Linked DNA regions of Homo sapiens: region 1 is linked to region 2. A link is an interaction called in ENCODE POLR2A ChIA-PET data of the cell type or tissue named here. Cell type or tissue: CD4-positive, alpha-beta T cell. All regions are shown on one strand. Region 1 overlaps SH3KBP1 (SH3 domain containing kinase binding protein 1). Region 2 overlaps SH3KBP1 (SH3 domain containing kinase binding protein 1).

Region 1 (2,500 bases), 170 kb after region 2:
TTTACCCTGTTGATAATTTCTTTTGCTAACATACTGAATTTTTAAGGTTTATTTTACCCAGGGAATGGGGGGTTGAGCCTTCTCCTACATTACTGTGAGAGTCTGATGTGGCACACTTTGGTGAAGACCAGTTGGCAATATGGATTATAGGCCAAAAAGAAAAAAACAACAACACCGCTCATATTCTAAACCCAGTAACTCTACTTATAAGGACTTATCTAGGGAAGTAATCACAGATGTGCTTCAAAGAGGATTTAAAGTATGTCCAAAATTTTTTCTTTATAAGAAAATTAGAGCAATCTAAGCTATTAACAATTGGGGCAGTATAAGGTAGGTCTATGTGCTTTCAAAGTTGGCTACTGAGTGTGACCAGGATCCCTAGGAGGCCTCAAAGCTATGGGGAGGGTAACCGTAAACTGCAACATTGACAAGATATAGCCTGGGCTCCCCACTCCTGCCTCAATGGTGGTGCAGCTCTGCTTGAAGCTCTCTGGTCTTTGAGGAAAGGGTTCTGCAACTTTAAAAAACTTGAAAAACATTACTGATGTTGTAGAAAATTAAGTAACTTAGTATTACACTTAAAAATTGGTTACAGCTGGGCACGGTGGCTCATGCCTGTAATTCCAGCACTTTGGGGGGCCAAAGCGGGCAGATCGCCTGAGGCCAGGAGTTCAAGATCAGCCTGGCCAACATGGTGAAATCCCATCTCTACTAAAACTACAGAAATTAGCCAGGCATGGTGGTGCGCACCAGTAATCCCAGCTACTCAGGAGGCTGAGGCAGGAGAATTGCTTGAACCCAGGAGGCAAAGGTTGCAGTGAGCTGAGATTCTGCCATGGCACTCCTGCCTGGGCGACAAAAGCGAAACTCCGTCTCAAAAAAAAAAAAAAAAAATTGGTTACAATTTTCTGTTGTGTATTTCACCACAATTAAAACAAAAAAAAAAACTTCTTATAAAACACCACCTACCATATGATTCCATTTTTGTAGAAAAATAACAAACACATATCAGGCTTACAACAAACGACTGGCTAGAAAATGAATTATCTTTCTGGTTCCTGCCTGCATTTTACAAATTTTAAGTATACACATTATTTAAGAAAAAAAATACTTGTGTTGGTGGTTTAAAAAAAAGGAAATTCATGACATTTGCTCAAGTGGAAGAGGAAAAAGAGAAAAACAGTTGGGAAAATACCTTAGAAAAGTCATTTAAATTATTGCCAATGATGGTGTCCTCTTTAAAAACTCAGTTATTACCAACAATAAGAGAGTCTGTTCATCTTCTGGGAGCGCTGTTAGGGGAAATCCACTGGTACAGCTGAAGAGTAATCTTTCAGTAAAGGGAGTTAGCACCACCTTTAACAGCTTTGGGAAGCTTTGTGACCTTCAAAGCAGAACCAAAGAGAGAAAGAAATGGAAGGAGGGAGGTCAAATGAAAGCTAGCAATCAGAAAAAAATAAGGCCCAAACAGCCTGGGGCCAGTTTTTGTTTTTTGTTTTTTTTTAGAAGAAAATTCGAGGCCTAATAAGGGCGATTTCCTCAGCTTCCTGAGTCACCACCCATGCTCCCCCCATTTCCTCTCCGTTCCAACATTGAACATGAAAATTAACTGGAGCTGTAAAAATCATTCCCAGGGAGAAGAGTTTCTGCAGTAGAGAAAGTCAAAGGAAGCATTCAGAATTCTAGGAATATCCCATGGAGATGGGCGAGGACAAATGTAATGCAAAGTGAAAAGTGTGTGGGTGGTTTGTCAGGGAAAAGGGTCGGGAGGAGGATGTAAACCACAAATTAAACACGATTCTAAAACTTCCAGCTGGCTCTTCCTCCTCATCTTCCCCCACTCTTGTGACAGGTGTGACAAGATCATGAGAAAACCTGTTCACTGTGTGGGGCTTTGGGGCACACCCATTTTTGCTAAGTGTAACCTTTCTGCAACTTGTAAGAAACCATATGTGGCATTGACCCAGGCCAGTGTGCTCCATCTGGCAAGTGTTTCTGGGGTAGCCCGTTTACAGCGAGTGGGAGAGGCAGACCCATAGACACAGAAAAACAGAACCCCCATACACAGAGACACTGATGCACAAGCATAGAGACTCACATAGAGAATACAGATAGGCACACAGACACAAATAGGAGAGAAACCCATAAGAAGAGATCTCCCAGCCTCCAGGGTGGCCCATGACACAGGTAGCCTTAGTAGCTGTGTTTCATTCCTCCTTCCACCTCTGGCTCTCCGAGCTGTCACTCATCCCAGAGGTTCCTTTGTCCTAGATCACAACTTGCTCTTTGGAATTGTACCTCACTTCAAATTATTCAAATTTAGCACAATGTATATTTGTATTTTCTAAAACCGTAAATCCACAGGTTTGTGTGCATATCTGAGTCATCTGCATTCACTAGTCTCTTACCTACTGCTTTCACAGATGTGGGCTCATACTTCTGAACTCAAATGCAAATTTTCTCAAGCAATTCAGTCTCTGTCTCTCTCTCTCTCTCACAC
Region 2 (2,500 bases):
TGCACATGGGCCTACAATGTTTTTTAAAAAATGCAACAGGCGCCAGGCGCGGTGGCTCACGCCTGTAATCCCAGCACTTTGGGAGGCAGAGGCGGGCAGATCACGAGGTCAGGAGATCGAAACCACGGTGAAACGCCGTCTCTACTAAAAATACAAAAAATTAGCCGGGCGCGGTGGCAGACACCTGTAGTCCCAGCTACTCAGGAGGCTGAGGCAGGAGAATGGCGTGAACCCGGGAGGCGGAGCTTGCAGTGGGCGAGACTCCGTCTCAAAAAAAAAAAAAAAAAAAAAAAAATGCAACAGGCCCAGCACTTTGGGAGACCAAGGCAGGGAGATTGCCTGCACTCAGGAGTTTGAGAGCAGCCTGGGCAACACAGTGAAAACCCATCTCTACAAAAAATGCAAAAAGTCAGTCCGGCGTGGTGGCGCATGCCTGTGGTCCCATCTACTCGGGAGGCTGAGGCAGGAGGGTTGCTTGAGCCCGGGAGGCAGAGGCTGCAGTGAGCTGAGATCGTGCCACTGCACTCTAGCCTGGGCAACAGAGGGAAACCCTGTCTCAGTAAAAAAAAAAATGAAACAAATTAAAAATTTCTTTTTAAATGCAACAGGAAGACAAGGCAGTGTGAACTGAGAAGGCAAAACAGGTGATTCTCCAGCAAAATGTGACAGTAGAAAATTCATCACAGGAGTTCACTATTCTCAAATAAAAAGACATGAAGAGATCATTTAGTTGATTTCCCTCCAAACATCCCATTGTGACTGGATAAAGAAAATGGGGCTGGGGTCCTCCGGGCTAAGTAGTAGGTCAAGGTTTCCTGTGTGGAGTTTAACAGTAATAAGATATTAACCAGCTCCTATAGGTGCACACCCAAAAACATCCTTTCAACTCAGGCAAGTATTTAAGTCCTGAGTTTCTAGAGGCACTTGTTCTGTTTATTCTCTTTATCCCTCCCTCCATGGTGAAGGTAAAATGCTCCAGCTCCAACCTCAGGTGGCTTCAGCCTGCTCAATTTGCAGGTAAGTGCTAAAAAAAAACAGTGGATATTAAGAGCTGCAAGTCATCACAGGAGTCCCCCCTGCAGCTGAGATCACTGAGGCCCAGAAAGGCTGTTTCAACAGCTAGTTGGTAGCCAGAGGGCCCAGAACTCTACGTTTCTCAATGTCCAGACTACGGGAATTCATTTCACAAGAACCAACATGAATATAATGGTAACAAAGTCAATGAACCCACATTTTCTGATTTCTGGGAGAGCCGAATGCCTTCCATAGTCTTCATATATGGAGGGAGCACAGGCCTAAGTGCACATGCGTCTGTGTCTGCTTGTGTGCGGGGTTGTTGGCTGGCACCAAGACATGCAGACACCATCCTTCAAAGGATATATTAGCTAGATTTGATTTTTACCTTTACATTACCAGGAAGGAAATAGATATAAACGTTCTGGAATGAGAATGGCAGGAAGACAAGCTTTGTTTCCTGTGAAGGATTTCAGAACTGACTCTGCCCTTTGCTTGGCAAGACTGGCCCTTCCCAAGCAAAAGGCTCATTGGCTGGCTCAACTGTTCCCCTGGCAGGAATCTGGTTTGCTACTTTGCCTCTTGAGCTGGTTTGCCTTCAGAGCTCTGGCCCCAGAGATGTGATTTGGTAAAAACAAACAAACACAAACAGAAGTGTACCCTGATGGCTGGGTAACCTTTAAAGGGCTTCGTTAGAGGAATATGGTGAGGTTCTGGAAGTAAGTCTCAGCTTGATTTTCAGCAATTCTGGACTTTGGGAGACCTCCTCCACACATCCCACTAAGTTCTCTGGCGGTGTCTGTGGGTGAGGCTGGAGAGGGGACACAAATGGACAGCTCCTGATTAGGGCACCCCTTTGCAGCTCTAGAAACACATGGGGATCTCCACTCTGCCCTTTTCTCCCCTGCCCCTAGAGGAACAGCCACACCTTTGAAATGTGCAGCTAAAGCTATGCTCTAGGTGATGACAGTGTCTTAAACTGCACCTCTGTACCCTATAGAGTCCCCAGCAACTGCCTGCCCTGTCACCCGCACTGGAGATCCCCAGGGACCTAGGGAATCTGCTCTTGGAAGAGTCTTTCTCTAGTTTCCTTCCTCAGCCTCTGGCCTAGTGGTCTACATCCATCATCTCCCATTCAGACTGATGGCCTATTGGGTGGTCAGCCAGGCCTTGGCATTTGGTTTCTCCCTAAGATGCTCTCACAGTTCACCCCTTGGCTCACCCCTTCATTCCATCTGCCCCACCCTGAAAGTGATGCCTTGATTCCATGCCCAGACCCCATGATCAGATGGAAGGATCTGGGCCTCTCTTGGTCTAGGAAGGACAATCTGACAGGAGGCCAGCTTCCCCCTGCCCCTCCCTTCCACTCTTCCTCCTCTTTTGTACAAGAGAAAGCAGCAAGCAGGAGAGGAGAGGCAGGAGGAAGAGAAGATACACTCTGGCACCAACCAACTAAAGGACCATGGGTTCTTCACCAGCAACCATG

The links. Peaks named below come from ENCODE experiments on the same cell type or tissue, not always from the same donor. Only the 100,000 strongest peaks of a DNase experiment are listed, where the experiment ranks them.
Region 1: POLR2A ChIA-PET joins it to region 2 with 6 read pairs; 2 of 35 experiments call an interaction of 5 or more read pairs at or near these places.

The regions. Positions count from the first base shown.
Region 1 is chrX:19,770,989-19,773,488 of GRCh38, forward strand. The region is part of intron 2 of SH3KBP1 (SH3 domain containing kinase binding protein 1); the gene reads right to left. Among named protein-coding and RNA genes, the nearest start is that of SH3KBP1, 120 kb to the right of the region's middle. In CD4-positive, alpha-beta T cell, no CTCF peak of the experiment used is centred here; DNase peaks (open chromatin) are centred at 1,313 and 2,453; H3K27ac peaks cover 1,849 bases.
Region 2 is chrX:19,599,826-19,602,325 of GRCh38, forward strand. All of the region lies in intron 9 of SH3KBP1 (SH3 domain containing kinase binding protein 1), which reads right to left. Among named protein-coding and RNA genes, the nearest start is that of MAP3K15, 86 kb to the left of the region's middle. In CD4-positive, alpha-beta T cell, no CTCF peak of the experiment used is centred here; no DNase peak of the experiment used is centred here.